2 separate regions of the Homo sapiens genome follow, and region 1 is linked to region 2. Evidence: chromatin loops called from intact Hi-C (ENCODE). Cell type or tissue: heart left ventricle. All regions are shown on one strand. Each heading gives the region's core, and the rest is flanking DNA. Links, peaks and the distances in the headings are about the cores only. Region 1 has its middle 60 kb from the start of MIR4729. Region 2 holds the start of MIR4729 (microRNA 4729).

What was found. A loop is a pair of places that touch in the nucleus more often than their neighbours do. Peaks named below come from ENCODE experiments on the same cell type or tissue, not always from the same donor. Only the 100,000 strongest peaks of a DNase experiment are listed, where the experiment ranks them.
Region 1: a loop joins it to region 2, with 2.4 times the contacts of the local background. A loop is called at or near these places in 48 of 110 quality-filtered maps.

Annotation. Positions count from the first base shown.
Region 1 is chr17:59,420,926-59,430,506 of GRCh38, forward strand. No RefSeq gene overlaps it. Among named protein-coding and RNA genes, the nearest start is that of MIR4729, 60 kb to the left of the region's middle. RefSeq lists a silencer at 6,789-6,918. In heart left ventricle, for the core only: no CTCF peak of the experiment used is centred there; DNase peaks (open chromatin) are centred at 2,303, 4,796 and 7,343; H3K4me3 peaks cover 1,413 bases; H3K27ac peaks cover 7,417 bases.
Region 2 is chr17:59,361,464-59,369,463 of GRCh38, forward strand. All of the region lies in intron 2 of YPEL2 (yippee like 2), which reads left to right. MIR4729 (microRNA 4729) reads left to right here and starts at 4,620; the gene lies at 4,620-4,691. RefSeq lists enhancers at 4,189-4,958, 4,959-5,728 and a silencer at 6,285-6,579. In heart left ventricle, for the core only: a CTCF peak has its summit at 4,729 (motif pointing right); no DNase peak of the experiment used is centred there; H3K4me3 peaks cover 959 bases; H3K27ac peaks cover 5,583 bases.

The DNA of each region.
Region 1 (9,581 bases), core at 749-8,748, 60 kb after region 2:
GCCTCTATGGCAATGAGCCCAAGTCAATTCAGTGCCCGCTCTCTCCTCTGCCACAGAAGCCCCTAGTCAGCTGGGGGCAATGTTGGGTGAGGGTAGGTCATGGGGGGGCTGGCCCCACTTTGTGCTGCCAGCAGTGCTGGCTGGCTCCCATCAGATATATGTGAGCTCTTGGCAAGCAAGAGGGAAGAGAGCTGTGGCAAGAACAAAGTCCGACCCCACCCCCACCCACCCCAGACTTGCAGGCTGCTGAGGGACGCCAACTGGGACTGGGCTAAAGAGACCATTATTTGTCATCTAATAATCAGGTGTCTGGGGGCAGGTTATTTCTCAGCAGGTTGAAAAACAGGGCACCCATGATATTTTGTTTCTCCTTTGGCCTTCCTGATAGCAGGGTTCACCCAAAGGCCTGGCTGACCTGTTTCTTTTAAGGGGGACCTTGAAATATAGATAAACACCCAGCCTCATGGAAGCCCTTCTGTACCCTCGGCTTGCCTGTGTTTTTCATGGTGCCATCCTTTGTTTATGAACTGTGGGACTTTTTTGTTTTTTGTTTTTTGTTTTTTTGAGATAGAGTCCCCTTTTGTCACCCAGGCTGGAGTGCAGTGGTGCGATCTTGGCTCACGGCAACCTCCACCTCCCGGGTTCAAGTGATTCTCCTGCCTCAGCCTCCCCAGTAGCTGGGACTACAGGTGCCTGCTACCATACCCGGCTAATTTTTGTATTTTTAGTAGAGACGATGTTTTGCCACGTTGGCCAAGCTGGTCTTGAACTCCTGACCTCAGGTGATCTGCCCACCTCGGCCTCCCAAAGTGCTGAGATTACAGGCATGACCCACCACGCCCAGCCTATGAACTATGAGACTTCTGAGAACTGTTAACAGGGAGGATAAATGGAGCCAGGAGACGCCTCACTTTGGCTTCAGTGGAACCTGTCACGGTCCAGATTGTGCCACTCTTTGGAATTTCTGAATGGTATGAATCCAGAGGAGAGAAACAACGTTCTGTTTGTTCTCATGGGCCCTCATACCACAGACGTTTACATCATGGGCCTGCACACTGAGAGGTGCTGGTCATGTTTTCCCACCAGTGTGAGGGGTTTGGATGATCTTGGCTTGTCCTCACATTTCCCCATTTTTTATTTTTTGAAAAGAGAAATTAAGACAGTTTATTGATCACTTACTATACTCCAGGCACAGTACTTGGCATACTTTTTAAAGTTGTCTCATTTCATTTGCATTAAAATCATTTCAGGATATATTATTATCCCTTTTATATACATAAGAAGATGGAGGTTCAGAAAAGTGGAGTAAATTTACTAAGCCCTCTCAGCTCAGAGGCTAAGTGAGAATTTGAACCCAGGATGTCTGGCTCCTAAACCTGTATGTTTTGCCCATTCAGGGCCCACAAGGGATGGGAAGTCTGGAACAAATTACCGGGTGGCCTGACTTCATTGCTTCTCAGTATGATCTAATGCTAAAGCACGTTTAGCTTGTTTGCCTTTCCTGGGGAGAAACAGAGAAAGGGAAGAGGGGTGAAGTGAAAAAAAATTATTTATTTTTTGCTGGGGTTCAATCTGGTCTCAGCATCCCATCCCATCTGGACAATCTGATCCTTTTTTTTTTTTTTGAGACAGAGTCTCACTGTATTGCCCAGGCTGGAGTGCAGTGGCTCGATCTTGGCTCATTGCAACCTCTGCCTCCTGGGTTCAAGTGATTCTCCCACCTCAGCCTCCCGAGTAGCTGGGATTACAGGCACCCGCCATCATGCCCAGCTAATTTTTGTATTTTTGTAATGATGGGGTTTCACCATGTTGGCCAGGCTGGTCCTGAACTCCTGACCTCAGGTGATCCGTGATCCGCCCACCTTGGCCTCCCAAAGTGCTGGGATTACAGGTGTGAGCCACTGCACCTGGCCCTGAGCCTCTTTAAGTAGGCCACAGTGTTACTGTCGTGACAGGGAAAAGGTGACACTGGAAGGGGCTAACCCCAGGTTGGCCTAGAACTGGCCGTTCCAGTGAGCTGAGGGGTCTGCATAATTGGATAAGATAGCCACACTTTTTCAGTCCTGCCCAAGAATATCTGTGAGAATAAAATGAAAGTTAGCCTGTGTCCATGTCTCCTGCCCTAAACAAAAGGAAGCTCAGTGAGACAGAACCCCCAAAGCAGTGACTTGTCTTGCAGGCCAATTACGTTGTCTCCCCAGCCTCTCTGCAGCTGTTCTGGCCTCTGCTTTCTGGGATGGAGCCTCTGCTCTGGGGGCCCTCCACAGCCCAGCTCCAGGAAGGTGACTGCTTCCTGGTTTGAGACGTATTATTAAACTGTAATCATACTGTGCATGGAGTCAGCCAAAGCAGTGGCTATTAATAGGGAGGTGAAGAATGCTGACTCAGAAGGAAGCTGACTTAGGCTGGAAGGGAGAGCCCGGCCACCTTGGCCTACAATTCTCAGCAGGAGGTCAGTGAGAGAGACCTGAGCTCACTTCGTTCCTGGGCAGGAGTCAGCATTATCTGGATTTCTCAACTTTGGAAATAGAAACCCGAAGCAGTCCTGATCAAAGGGATATTGAGCTGTCTTTCCCAGGTCCTTGGGGAGTCTCCGAGCCCGGAGTACTGATAGCTTAAATAGCTATGACTCAGCAGAGCAGCAACTCTTCCCTCCCGATGTCATGAGTAGATGAGACTTGGAAAGGGGCACTGGGACTCCATTTCCGTGACCTCCCTCAGCTGAGAAGCCTGTGCTGAGCCAGCCCTTAGCTGGCCGGACAACCCCCATTGGCAGAGACACCCAATTAGGGAGATTCTGTTTCTGGCTCCTTGGAGGTGACCATTTTCATTTCAGGTGAAGGGCCACGGTAAATGAAGGGCAGGGTGCAGGAGGGCCTCACACTGTGGAGAAAGGACATTTTTAGCAATTTCTGTCAATGCCATGCATTTCTCAGAGAGTTCAGACTTTAGCCGTCTGGTAGACTCCCCATCGTCAGGTAGCTGGAAGTAAGACAGATCCCCGAATCTGGCCCAGGATATGCCCCGGAGAAACAGGACTGCCCCTGGATGCACAATAGCCCTCACTCTGCAGCAGCCACCAAACAGCCTTCACACGTGCTGCTTCAGCTCGTTCTCACCAACCCCAGCAGGTGGGTGGTATCAGCCCTCTTAGCGAGGAAAACAGATTTCAAAAAGGTGAAGTGAGTTGGTCATACAGCTAGCAGGTGACAATGACGAGACTAAAACCTCAGTCTGTCTGCCGCCGGAGGAGAAGCCAGGCATGAGCTGCCCTTGTGCCCCTGGCACATGCCCATCTGTGCCACTTCTACCTAGACCCAGGTGTCCCCGACTTTGTTGCTACCCCAAAGCTCACACTGAGGCCAGGGTAGTGAAGATCTGGTGTGTTGGGTAGGGGGTGCTGAGAGGTTGGGGGAGCGCTATGTCATTCTCTCGCCTTTCTATCAGGTGGGTGGGGATGCCGAGGTATGTCTTCTCAAACTGGAAGATTCATTTTGGTTCCTGGATCTCCGTAGAAGGAGGTTTGGATGGAGGTAGGATGTGGGAGGTGTTTTCTCTTCCTCCCTAAAAATACTTATTAAGCACCTCTTGGTTTCAGCTCTGGGCAGCCTGGGTGCTTTCAGATTATAGAACAATTTCATGACACCATGGATCTGGTATTTTTCTCTGCTGTTTTTCACATAGTCTTAATATAGTTTTACCTGATAAGAACTATCCACATGTGTATATCTTTTTAGAGTTCTAAGATAGCATAATCCACATACTTAGATGTACCTATAAAATATCTTTTTACAGAATAAAGGGCATGCTATTAAGGAATGACTTTTCTTCCACTGATTGTCATGTGGATCACTTCCTGAACCTGAAGGAGGTTCTGGAACTCCAGACACCGGGTCCTGAGCTCTAGCAAGTAGCTGAGGGAAGAATTTTCAGCCCCCAGCTGCCAGGGGTTCTCAACACAGAAGCAGGACCAGACCAAGCTTTTGGGAATTTGTTCATCATTGTACAGCCGTATCACGGCCTATCCGGAGTGGGAGGGCTGGAGAGTAATTTCCTGACCCTCAGGCTCTGAGCTATTGTTTTGGGGTCTTGCGTACTCTTTTGATCAATTATTTTTTCTGCCTTTAGCCATAACAAGCAACAGGATGGTGCAGCATCCAGGTTCAGAAAGCTGCCTCCTCTCACTTAGTCAAAGTTAATTAATTCTCACTGTACCTTGAACTAGGTCAGCTGCAGGGCTGTGCTGGGCCTGACCTGCTGTCAGGGGAGGGCATTTCTTGTCTGTCTCTTGATGTGCTGTCCTGGGCAGGGAAAGTGGGAAGGGGGTAGGTTTCACCTTTGCGTGGGATCATCTCTCCCCCTTTCTTCCGGGGAGGTGACCATTTTCAGATCTGTGGGTGGGGAGGAAAATCTTCTCTTCCAAAAATAATCTCTCTGCAGTGGGGTTTGAAGCTGGACCAAGCTGCTAGCGCTATTTTTACCCAGCTTGCAGTTCAGGGTGTAAATAGCAACTCTGGCTGTTTTTTCCCACAGCTGACAACAGAGTCAACCTCTTCGAGGCAGGAGCATTCTGGCATTTCGCACAGAGAAAACAGAACACAATTTGCCCTCGGGCCCAGTTGATGATTCCTGGACCGTGGGGTCGATATCCAGGGCTGGCATCTCCACGGTTCTTTTATCTCAGTCTCCACTATAAACACCAGGCCCCATGAGAGCTGCTGGGCTGAGGCTCATTTAAAGAAGCTTCCTGCGGAATGATGAGGGAAAAGGCAGGTCCGTAAATCCCCGCCTGCGCCCGCCGAGGATTCCAAGCGCATGAGCAGCTCCAGGCTCCAGCTTGCTGTCCCCCTTGCCCTCCTTCTTGCATTAGCAGGCACTTCCTCTAAGGCTGCTGCCCTGGGAGGGTTTCTTGCAAACCCACTAGATCTGAGGAAAGACAGAGAAAACATCTACTTAAGGCTGCCCAGATGACAGCATGTGTCTAAAAATATATGTCTCCTAGTTTTCGAGTGATCGAAGGCCCCACAGCCTTCAGCACTGGAGTCATTTAGAGGTCATGGTGAAAGGACTGGCTCCCTCCTTGCCTCCATTTAAGCAGAAGCTGCGAGAAAGCCCCCAAAGCCTTGGGTCATGTCTCCAACAGGCTCGGGTGAGTGGGAAGTTCGGCCTCATAGAAGGCCCCTTGCTGGTGCGGTTCATGAGGACGATAAATTAGCAAAGCTGAGGTGCGCCCATCACGGTGAGCAGTTCTCTATTGCTTCTCTTCTGGGGAATGAACAGGCTTCATTTGCTTTTCCCTGAGGCCAGGTTTCTAACCCAAATCTGTCCCTGGAGTCTTTGGCCTGAAATAAGAAAGGAGTCTTGAGTCAGCAGGAGAGCCACTCCTCACTATGAATTACACAGCAACTCCTTGTGGATCTGCCCGTACCCTTCCCCCGGGCACACATCAATCAATCGAAGTATTTCTCAAATATCTACCCCATACCCAGAACTGGGCATTTAGGTACGTGGTTCAAGTTTCAGATTCTTCCAGCAAATGGTTTGTATGGGGTAAGAAAAAGGATTGGAGGTCAGGTAGGCAGCTGAGTAATCCCCAACTCTGCCTTTTTAAAAGTGGTTTCAGTTGCGCATCCTTGGAATTGATTCTGGGCAGCTGTTAATTGCAAAACTCACTGCCAATTATCGATAGCTAAAGTGGCATTGGAGAGCTTCTCATGGTAAAAATAGGGGCAGGTAATAGATGAGAAAATAGCTTTACATTTGAGAAGAGAGGATGGGAACATATTGTCTCAATCTTGCTGTGTTCGAGGTTTCCTTTGTCAGCCTGGGTTCTCTCCCAAGACTGGCCAGCAAAGTCTACTTAGTGACCTCCAGCAAATAGTCCACCAGCAAGCTACTTAAGATTAGAGCAGGCTGGGCGTGGTGGCTCACGCCTGTAATCCCAGGACTTTGGGAGGCTGAGGCGGGTGGATCACGAGGTCAGGAGATCGAGACCATCCTGGCTAACATGGAGAAACCCCGTCTCTACTAAAAATACAAAAAATTAGCTGGGCGTGGTGGTGGGCGCCTGTAGTCCCAGCTGCTCGGGAGGCTGAGGCAGGAGAATGGCATGAACCCGGGAGGCGGATGTTGCAGTGAGCTGAGATCGTGCCACTGCACTCCAGCCTGGGCAACAGAGCAAGACTCCGTATCAAAAAAAAAAAAAAAAAGATTAGAGCAAAACTTTATCTTGGCAGCAAGAACAGAGGGGATCTCTGCTGAGTTCAGGGCATCCTGTTTCTCACCGGGCTCAGTCACATTAAACAGCCAATACCAGTTTTAGGAAAATCCATGTTGAATTTTAAATGTATTTTGGCTCATTTGGGGGGTTATGATTGTCCAATTCAGCTGGTAGTTTGTGTATCAAACTTCAAATCGACAAACGATGTTTATTCAAGGAAGTTTCTTGAAGCCTAGATGGTACATGTTTACCTTAAAAAGCAAAACCAAAAAATTCCAAAAAACAGAAACAGGAAAAAGTGCCCTGGTGAGTAAAACCAAAAGCATGTGGCAGACAGACACAATGCAGGCCTGAGTATTTTGAACAATGCTCATGGCCCCAGCCTTGACACTGGGGAAACTGGGAATGTGGTCGCAGACTTCCTATGTCAAGTGTTTCCCTGGATTTCCTGGAATCCAACTTGAAGTGCCATTTCCCCTGGTGCCACCAAGGAGTTAAGCTTTGGTTCTGTTCTCCCAGTGACTAAGAATGCTCTGTGTGGCTCTGAGATCATCCAGAAAGAAACTGACAGTCGGCGTGGGAAGAGTGTGAGCTTTCAGTGCTCTTGAAATGCCTTTGATGGGCATGGTGAGAGAGCAAAAGGCTTATTGCCACCTAGTGCCCCTGATTGTGTAATTTCGTCGTGAATTCTTGTTTCTTCTTTTGAATTTTGCATAATTTTAAATGAAGATCTCTAACTCCTTGGGGAGCTTGATATTGTGATGTGTGAGTTATTCTATGGAGCTATTCTATGTGAGCTATTCTATATTTTAGACAGCAAACGTATCCCACCACTTGGAAATATCACCCATTTTGATTGAAAACAAAGTAGAATCAATGACCTGACCAAATCACACGTGTGTGTGTGAGGGAGACTGGGTCTTTCCACTCCTGATGTTTTCTTTCTTCTGAAAGGAGTCCAAACACTCCTTGCTTCTCTCCACCCGCCCCCTCTTCCCTGAGAAGGAGGAGTGGTTTAATATGACTGGTGAGTTTGGAAGGAGGAACTGTGCCTTATATCATCCTCTCTTTTCTTCTTGGGAGCAAGCTTCGCTCCCGTGGGGTGGGAAGAGTAGGCCCATTCCAGCTCAGCTGCCTGTCATCGAGCCGCCAAGTCTGCCTAACTCTGAAGTTGAGTATCGGGAAGCTCGATTGTCTGATGATATAAGCCACGTTCTCTAATATCAGCTTTATCAGTAGAAAAGGTTATTTTTGGTCCTCATCTAGCTTGCTGCTATCTTCTGATTCAATTCAAAATTCACAGAGAAGGGAGCAGACTGCTATTTTGGGGCCTCCTCAAAGACCCCAACATATTTACTGGAAGATTTCCTGTGATTAGAAAAATCCCAGTGTTGGGGTAAGGTCCAACTTATAGATCCACATCATCACTTTCTTATATAACACCAGATTCCTTAGCTGTCAGCTGAGTAAAAGAGAGTTTATGGGTGTTCCTTGCAGCTAAAATGCATCCATTCAAAAGTTATTTATTGAATCCTTACCACGTGCCAGGGGACACATAAGTGATCAAGAGAAACAGTCTTGGGCCGGGCGCAATGGCTCACGCCTGTAATCCCAGCATGTTGGGAGGCCAAGTTGGTTGGTCATTTGAGGTCAGGAGTTTGAGACCAGCCTAGCCAACATGGTGAAACCCCATCTCTACCAAAAATACAAAAAATTAGCCAGGCATGGTGGCAGACACCTGTGGTCCCAGCTACTTGGGAGGCCGAGGCACAAGAATCACTTGAACCCAGGAGGCGGAGGTTGCAGTAAGCCAAGATCACACCACTGCACTCCAGCCTGGGTGACGGTAGTGAAACTCTGTTTCAAAACAAAAAAAAAAGAAAGAAAAAAAAGAGAGAGACACAGTCCCTGCTGTCACACAGTTTATAATTTAACTAGGGTGTATCAATTTAAAAGTTTAATGTTTCAAGTGAAAGAAAACAATCTCAAATAGGCTTGAGTAATACAGGAATTTATTGTCTCACTGGAGATCCAGGCACAATTTGATCCAAGATTCAAACAGCATGGATCCATTTCTTGGCTCTGCTTCCTTTGAGTTGGATTCATTCTTTAGCCACCACATGTTGGAACCCCTCTCTCCTGGCAGCTTCAAGTTTTCCACGACGGCTGCAGCAGATCTAAGACATACCATTTACCAGGCTGACAAGAGTCCAAGTTCCAGCAATCCCTGGAGGTCCATCCTGAGAAGGCCATCTCAGGTTATAGACCAGCATAAATCGGGAGCTCACAGGACAGAAGACACTGATTGGCTCACGCCCAGTGGGGCCCACCCCCTGATATGGGAAAGTTGGGCCCTTTCCACTTCCAGAAATTTGGGCACCTATTTGGAAGGGAGAAAGGGCCACAACTAATAACTGTTTATGATAGAAGGAAAAACAATAAATATGCTTATACTTCTGCTCTGAGGGAATCATTCAGCCTGCAGAAAATGGAGACATCTCATTACTACCTGGCGAGTCAAACACAGGCCTGGGGATCCAGAGATGTATTTGGATTCCAAATTCTGTGTGGGCCCCTATACACAGCTGACCCTTGGGGACACTGTAAAGGTTGATACATGATAGACTTTGCTCCTTGATCTGGCCCTTCAGTAGTTACCCTTGGACTGTATTCTGCTGTGTGATAGCTTTTCCCTTATTGATTGATTGATTGATTGATTGATTGATTGATTTGAGATGGGGTCTCACCCAGGCTGAAGTGCAATGGTGCAGTCTAGGCTCACTGCAACCTCTGCCTCCTGGGTTCAAATGATTCTCCTGCCTCAGCCTCTCGAGCAGCTGGGATTACAGGCGCATGCCACCATAGCCGGCTAATTTTTGTATTTTTAGTAGAGATGGGGTTTCACCGTGTTGGCCAGGCTGGTCTCGAACTCCTTGCCTCAAGTGATCTGCCCGCCTCGGCCTCCCAAAGGGCTGGGATTACCGGCATGAGCCACCACAGAGGAGAGTATGTGCCTGAGAGAGATGCTAAAAGGATGACTGAGATGATATTCGCAAAGTATGTGGCGCAAGTCACCAAATAAACCTAAGCTATCTGTTGGCGTGTGTTCATTATTCTTTCAGATTTAAGGACATTCAGCTGGTGGTTTAGGGGCTAAACATTAACCACAGTGGGGCAGGTCAACACAACATGAGCTGTGAGCCATGAAAATACACAGGCCTTCGGTGTTCTAAGTTCAACAGACCTGTGTGAAAAAACGTATAACCAAAACGGATTGAAAATGGACAGAAATGCAGTCAAACATGCAGGGTAGAGAGAGTGCTCCAGCTAAGACCTCGGCCAGTTCTTTTTTTTTTTTTTT
Region 2 (8,000 bases), core at 1-8,000:
GTGATGACGCATGTTTCCCATTAGCCTGTGAATTACTTGAGGAGATGATTGTGACATCGTTTTTGTGTCTCTAGCAGCAGCACAGCTCCTAAGACTGGTAGATTCTCAGTGAATATTTGAGTGAATGACTTATTACTCAGATAGAGATCTTTATCAGTGAGTTTCAATCTGGGTCCGTGGACTGGCTTCAAGGACTCCATGAAATTGCATGTGTCATTCTGTGGGCATGTATATTTTTCTAGAGAGGGTTTCATGGCTTTCATCAGGCTCTCCACCAAAGATACTGTTGGTTAAAAAAGGAAAAAAACACACACACAACCAAACTTTAAGATCCATCTTTCTAGAAAATGCAGTTCTGGGAAGACTTGGTGGAAGAAGTGGCATTGAAGTGTGCCTGGAAGCAGAAGCCTCAAATGATGGGGAGGAGCTGGTAAAAGGAGCATCAGGAACAAAGAGCCAGAGGCAGGGAGCACACAGGGAGCAGCCGTTCTTTGGGGTAGAGGTTGAAAAACTGTGAAAACATTAAAGGTGTAGGTAGAAGCCAGATTATTAGAAGAATAGAAGCTAGGATGTTGTCCCATTGACAGTTGGTTGCTACTGAAGACTTTTAAGCAAGTAATGACATGACCAGCAAATGGTTAGTGCTGCTGTGGTGTGGTAGATGAACTAGTGAGGAAGAGACTAGAATGGGGCAAGTGGTGTCTGTCCATTGCAGTGGTCCGAATGTGTTCCAGGTACATGGTGGTCATTCAGCAAATACTCATTGACCACTGCTTGGCAAAGAAATAGAAGCATTCTATGGTTTTTTTTTTTTTTTAATTGTGTTTATCATGTGTAGGCATGGACAAGGGGAATTGGGTTCAGGAAGTCACATGCTTTAAATGGGAGGCAGACCTGTCGCACAGTCACGCCTGCTCCCTGTGAAAATTAATGATCTGGGCACACATAGAGTTGCTCACCAATTTAGTATCAAGGGAGCTGCTGGGACCAAATCTGGTGAATCATCTTTATGTTTTGTTTTTCTTTTGCTGCAGACTGCAGGCAGCTGGAGCACAAAATCTGCTCAAATGTGATTCTTTCTGTGTGGTTACTTTAAATACCAAAAGGAAATGTTGACTTGAGCGATGAGGCGTACCCTGAAAATTAACTCTGTGGTTTGCAGATGCCTTTAAGGTTCCAATCATAAGACTGGTTTGTATATTAGCGTCTAGGCTCTCAGCAGGGACACTGGTAATCAAGCTTGTGTTCCCAGTCAGAAATCCAAAGAAACTCTTTTTCATCAGGGTGTTCAACCTGGGAAGCAAGGAGTGGGTGCAGGATCCCTCTGTTTCTGTTTGAGCAGTGGCACTCCCTCTGGCCTCTGGAATGGTAAATCTGCACCATTGCTAGCTTGGCTGTTTGCGTTTGGGGGCTGACTAGAATCCACTGTCATACACTACTTGTTCAGTTCAATATTTCTTGTGCTTTAAACAACATTTAAACCTAGATGGTAGGGATAAGATGATTCCTGCACTTAAAGAGCCTGTGATGTTTAGGAAACAAGGGAATGCAAGGCTCACCATGGAGGGTAGAAGAATGTTACAGATAAGGTTGTTTGGTGTTGTAACAAACACACAAGATGGAAAATCTATGTTGCTGCTATTAGCTACTATTGATTGAACACCTTCTTAGTTTCTATGTATATATAGATATATATATAGAGAGAGAGAGAGACAGGGTCTCGCTATGTTGCCTAGACTGGTCTCAAACTCCTGACCTCAAGCAGACTTCCCACCTCAGCATCCCAAAGTGTTGGGATTACAGGTGAGCCACCACACTGGTCCTAAAGACTTACCCTTTTTTTTTTTCTTTTTTTTTTTTTTGAGATGGAGTCCCACTCCGTTGCCCAAGCTGCAGTGCAGTGGCGTGATCTCTGCTCACTGCAGCCTCCGCCTTTTGGGTTCGAGCAATTCTCCTGCCTCAGCCTCCCAAGTAGCTGGGATTACAGGCATCCGCCACCAGGCCCGGCTAATTTTTGTATTTTTAGTAAAGGTGTGGTTTCACCATGTTGGCCAGGCTGCTCTCGAACTCCTGACCTGACCTCAAGTGATCCACCTGCCTCAGCCTCCCAAAATGCTGGGATTACAGGCATGAGCCGCCGCACCCAGCTGAACACTTTCCTCTTTATTGAGCACCTACTGTGTGCCAGGAACTCCTTTAGGTATTTTACTTACTCCATCACTTATTTTACAACATCCTTTCAATGTGGGGATTAAGGCCATAGGTTACCAGGTTACCAAGAAGCCAGATGGGTTCAGATTCAGATCTGCTCATGTACTTTTTGCTACCGCTTCGCAGTGTGGCCTAGGTTCTTTTGGCCTTGCCTATTTTATGGTCTTACTCAGTAATCCTTGTGGCAAATCCCACCCTTTCTTCCCTCCTGTCATTTCCTTTGCCTTGGTGAATCCTTCTCCTTTCCTCTCTCTCTATTCAGTTCCTACCCATTCTTGAAGACCAGTTCACATCTTTTTTTCTTCTAGTGAGTCTTCCTGGCTTATAGGATGCTCTGAATGTCTGTAGAACTCACTCTCTGGTTGTTCATTTGGAAATTAATGACTGTCTTGTGGTATGGTCTGTGTTGTTATGGTTGCGTGCACTTTTTATGTATAATTGTCTTGCTTCCTAACAAGATTCTCAATGTCCTGGAGTCATAGATGCTCAGAACTTTGTGGCTGGAGGTACCTTTGAACCTGGAGTTTCTAGTTCAACTCCTCATTTTACAGATTAGGAAACCAAGGCCCAGAGAGAAACTGAGGGCCTCTTGATTTTGCACTTTGCCACCTCCCCCGACACACCACTTTGCACATAGCTGGTGCACATAGCCCTGGGAGAGGGCTGGCATCTGGAAGATTGACAGTGTCAAGCGCTGTGATCTTGGGCAAGACTGTTCATCTCTCTGGCTCTCCCTTTTCTTCATTTATCCAAATGAGTGCAATAGGTTAGACTGTCTTTAAAGTTCCTTCTACTTCCCCCCTGCGTCTTCTGAGTCTAATGTAGTAGCATAAGATGATATGAGGCCATATAACATAGCAGCTCGTGGTATAACTCCGAGCCCAACCACCTGGCTTATTCATTTAGTAGCTGTGTACATTAAGTAATCCCTCTGTGTCTTTTTTTTTTTTTTTTTTTTTTTGAGACAGAGTCTCGCTCTATCACCCAGGCTGGAGTGCAATGGCACGATCTTAGCTCACTGCAACCTCCACCTCCCGAGTTGAAGCAATTCTCCTATTCAGCCTCCCAAGTAGCTGGATTACAGGTGCCTGCCACCACATCGGCTATTTATTTATTTATTTGTTTATTTCATTTTTTGTAGAAGATGGGGTTTCGCCATGTTGGCCAGGCTGATCTCGAACTCCTGACCTCAGGTGATCCACTGGCCTCGGCCTCCCAAAGTGCTGGGATTACGGGTATGAGCCACTGCGCCCATCCGCCTTTGCGTCTTAATGGCCTCACTGGCAAATGGGAATAATAGTAATATTAGATACCTGATAGGATTTTTGTGGAAATTAAATGAGGTTATTGATGTGAAGTTCTTACCACAGGGCCTGGCACGTGATAAGTGCTCAATAAATGTTGGAAGCTAGTGTTATTCTATGAATAGTCACTAAAGAAAACCAAATGGAAAGTGACAGAACTAGGGCCTGGCACCCCAACAAGCCTGGCACTCTTGCTTGTTGCCCTTGTTTTTGGAGAGTCTCAGCAGTTGCCCTTGAGCCCTACAGTTGTCATCTGTCGTCTTTTGAGGCCTCTCCTCATGGAATCGCTTGTTCCTTATCCCAGGGGGACCAGCAGGTCTCAGGAGGTGATGAAATAGCAGCAGCACCTTCCACCACAGCTTTCTGGGGCCTTACCTGCAGGCAGCAGCGAAGCCTCTCTAGAATGTAAATGGAAAAGCCTGTCCCTGCCTCCTTCCCTTTTAGTCTGTCAGGTGGTTACTGTGCCTCTGACCCACCCGAGGACCTCAGTTGGCTGTGACACAGCAGCCCAGGCGGCTGGAAGAGAAGTCCCTGGCCTGGAGAGTGAAGCTGGAGCTGAGAGTTGCTTGTCAGTTTGATTCCTTCTGTGACACTTCGGGTGGGGGGGAATCTTTTGAAAGAAACCACTTTCTTTATCTTGAAAGAACAAAACCAAAAGAGAATCTCTGATAACCTTTGTTTCCAAAGCACTCAGCAAAGCTGCTGAGAGGAGGGTTTGACCTGGTGACCCAGAGTATTATCTCTGGGGTAAGGGCTGCCCAGCCAAGGGGAGCTTTAGCTGTTTCCCTCCTCTCCCTGGCTTATTGCTGGTGGCTGGACAGTGAGTTGGAGGAGGAGGGGGAGAGGAAGAGAGGAGGAGATGGCTCTGCCAGCTGCCGCTAGAAACAACAACATCTAATCAGTCCATAAACTCCCTCCCCTCCAGACTACAGTGATGTCAAGAGGTGGAGCAGGTGGCACTAGTTCTCCCCTCCCCTTTAGCCCCTGACACCTTTGGGTCTTTGAAGGGGTAAATTATGATCATCAAAAGGAAAATTCTCTATCTTTGGGGGCCCAGGAGCTCCTTTTCCTTCTTGTTAGGGTTGGCTCCACCAAGAGCAATTTTCTGTTTCCTCATTTATCTGTTGGGAAGCTAACTGTGACCTTAGCGTCCCAGCAGATAAATGAGGAAACAGAAAAGTGTTTCCTCACCAAAACAAAAAATCCCTGAGCAAACCCTCCTGCAGAGGGCCCTGTCATTTATTCCACATTGTGTGAGCTCCTCTTACGTGTTAGACCCTGGGAATTACAGTGGCAAACAGATGCAAGCTTTGCCTTCACTGAGCCTGTCACACGGTACCCTTTGGTTCCTGGAAGACCCAGCACCTGAAAAAGCGGTTGGTGGCAGCAGCAACAAGGATCTCCTTCCTGAGCCTGGCCCCTAAGGTTATCCGGGGCAGCTGAAAAACCAGCATTTCCATAGTGCTTTCCATTCAGTTTGCCTAATTTTCATGAGAGGCTGAAGTGCCTTTTGTTTCCCTGATGGTCCCTGTCCTCCCCTGCAGAGTCGGCCTGAGCTAGCCCAGCCGAGTCGGGCAGCCCCTTGTTCTCTGATGCATCTTTGGAGGAATGTCTGTATTCTCAGGACCAGGCCTCTCCCCACTGGGTGGGGGCTGCTTTGTTTACATTCCTGACCTTCTGAAAGCTGCCAGCTTTATCCACAGCTGGCCTTTCCCCTTCAGATGCCAAATGTTCCAAACGACAGGTACAACTCTGAGAGGGCCGTTAAGGTTCATGCCAGAAACATTCACCTAGGAAGCCTGAGGAGAGAGGAAGCCAGTGAAACTAGACTTCATGGAGCTTTTTGAAGCTCGAAGCCCCCATATTTCTTGATTCTTCCCGCAGCGGGAGAAAAAAAGAAAAAACACAAAGTGTGTCTGTGTGGGAGGAGAGTTCCTCCCTGTCCATCTCTTTCTCTATAAAAACAAGAGGCCAACCTGCTCTGAGCATCGTGGGGGCAGGTGCTGGGTAAATACACGAGAAAGGAAAGCCAATAAGATAAGGTCTGACAAATCTAGGTCACCCGGCTGCTGCCAGGTACCTGTGTGACTGGCCACCTTGAAACTGACAGGAGGAGTATGGACTTTTGTTCGAGGCTCAGCCTGGCTGATTTCTCATGTCTTTGTTTATTTATTCAGTAAACATTAATTGAGTGCCATTATGTGCCAGGCCATGTGCTAGGTGTTGCAGGTCCCTGTGTGCCTCTGACAGGCAAAATCTCCTCCTGGATCCCAGGCCTGTAACCAGGGCTAAAAAAAGAAATGACTTCATTCAAAAGCCAGTTGGTTCACTAACTTCCAGAGTAGGGGCAGCCAGTCCCTTGGTAGAAGGGAGGGGCTGTTTGCAGTCTTGATTCCCTGTTTTTTGGGCTAGATCCAAAGGTCTGCAAAACTTTTTCTATAAAGGCCAGATAGTATTTTACGCTTTGCTGGACATAGGGTCTCCACTCAAATCTGCAGCCACAGAGAATATATAAACAAATGAGCATGGATGTTTTCCAGAAAAACTTTATTTGCAAAACAGGTGAAAGGCCCAATTAGGCCCTTGGACTGGTTTACTTAACCCTAGGTAAGATGATTAGAATGACTGTTGTGAAATGGGTGTTGGAGAAATAGGTTTCTGTGATTTCAAGAGGAATCTCAAACCAGCATGGTGGCTTGTATGAAGAGTGTAGGGGTTGAGGCACTGTGCTAATTGACAAGGTCTTAATTGACACCCTGGTGAGAATTCTATTCCATAGGCCAGACTTCAGCCCCAGCCGTCTAGCACCCACAGGTTCCCACCATAGGTTACAAGGTGATCAAGCCAGATAGGGCACATAGTTTCCTACAGTGTCATCACTGTAATGGGAAGACAGTGTGGGGCCCTGCTGAGGAGAGTCTGTGGCACCATTTGAAAAGCCTTGAATGAGGGTCAAGCCACCTCTGCTCCAGACCTGGCTTTGTGCTAAATTTTCAGTGTGGCATTGAGCAAGTCACTTAACCTCCCTCATCACCCTGCATATATTAAATCCTACTGTATGAAGCACTGGGGATACAGAAATGGATACAAATACAGAAATGGATGAAATTCTCTTTTTTTTTTGAGACAGAGTCTCACTCTGTTGCCCAGGCTAGAGTACAGAGGCATGATCACAACTCACTGCAGCCACAACTTCCCAGGCTCAGATGATCTTTTCACCTTAGTCTCCTGAGTAGCTGGGACTACAGACATGCGCCACCATGTCCGGCTAATTTTTCTATTTTTTGTAGAGATGAGGTTTCTCCATATTGCCCAGGGTGGTCTAAAATTCCTGGGCTCAAGTGATCAGCCCGCCTTGGCCTGCCAAAGTGCTGGGATTGCAGGCGTGAACCGTGCACTTGCCTGGAATTCTTGCCCTTAAGTAGCTTATGATCTAATGGGGAAGGCAAATAGATAAACAGTGATAAAATGTAGTGAAACACAGTCATTGTTTCACTGTAAGTGATTGTTCCAGATGTTATGAGGGTAAAGAGCAGGATGAATGTTTACTAAGATGAGTGTTTAGAAGCATTTACTAAGTGGACAAGAAGACGAAGACAAGAGGAGTCCATTCTGAGCAGAGACAGAGAAACATGACACGAGGCCAAGTCCAGGGACCACAGGGAAGACAGATGGGGAGTCTGTGCTTTAGGGAAGCAGGTCAGGGTGGATCATGCAAGGCCTAGAAGGCCAAACTAAGGAGTTTAGACAGAGTTCTGGATGCTGTGAGGAGCTGCTAAAAGGTTTTAAGCAAAGGAGTGATAGGATTTTATTGAGATTGGATGAGAATAAAACATAGCCTATTTTGGAAAATCAACTTCTTTAGCTTCTGTAAACCATGTATCCTTGAGCTTTGTGTGATTATACAATGTTGATGTTGTGGAGTAGTGGGCATTGATAACATGCCATAGCTGTTTAAAAATAGTCAGGCTGGGTCCCTCCTTGGTGGTGCCTTCAGCTAAATAGCAAGCAGGTAGATCACTGGCAAACAGCAGGCAGTCATAACTCTAAGAAGAGGGCCTTTGTTAGTTCATGGAGGTCTGGGGGTTTGCAGGTCCTGGGCCCTCTGTCTCATCTGACACTCCTGGCTTCTTGAGTAAGGCTCCCCAAATCATTGAAAGCGGGCAATTGCAACTCCCTGTTGATGAGTTTTTCTCTAAATTTAAAGAGAGAATTCAGTTGCAGAATTCCAGTGGCTTTGGTGTAGCCATGAGGTTTGGAATACGGCCAAGTGAAGGTGGAAATAAGTAGCTTCTGCAGTCTTTATGTATTTAGAGAATCATTGAAACAGGCATTGGAAAATGGGGATTCTTGGACAGTGATTCCCAAATCTGACAGTACATCAGAATCACCTGAGATACAAAGGCAGATTGCCAGACCCCACCTCACAGATTCCTTTTCTGAGGGTCTGAGAGTGTTGTGGAATCAGGGCCCTGATGGCCGAGG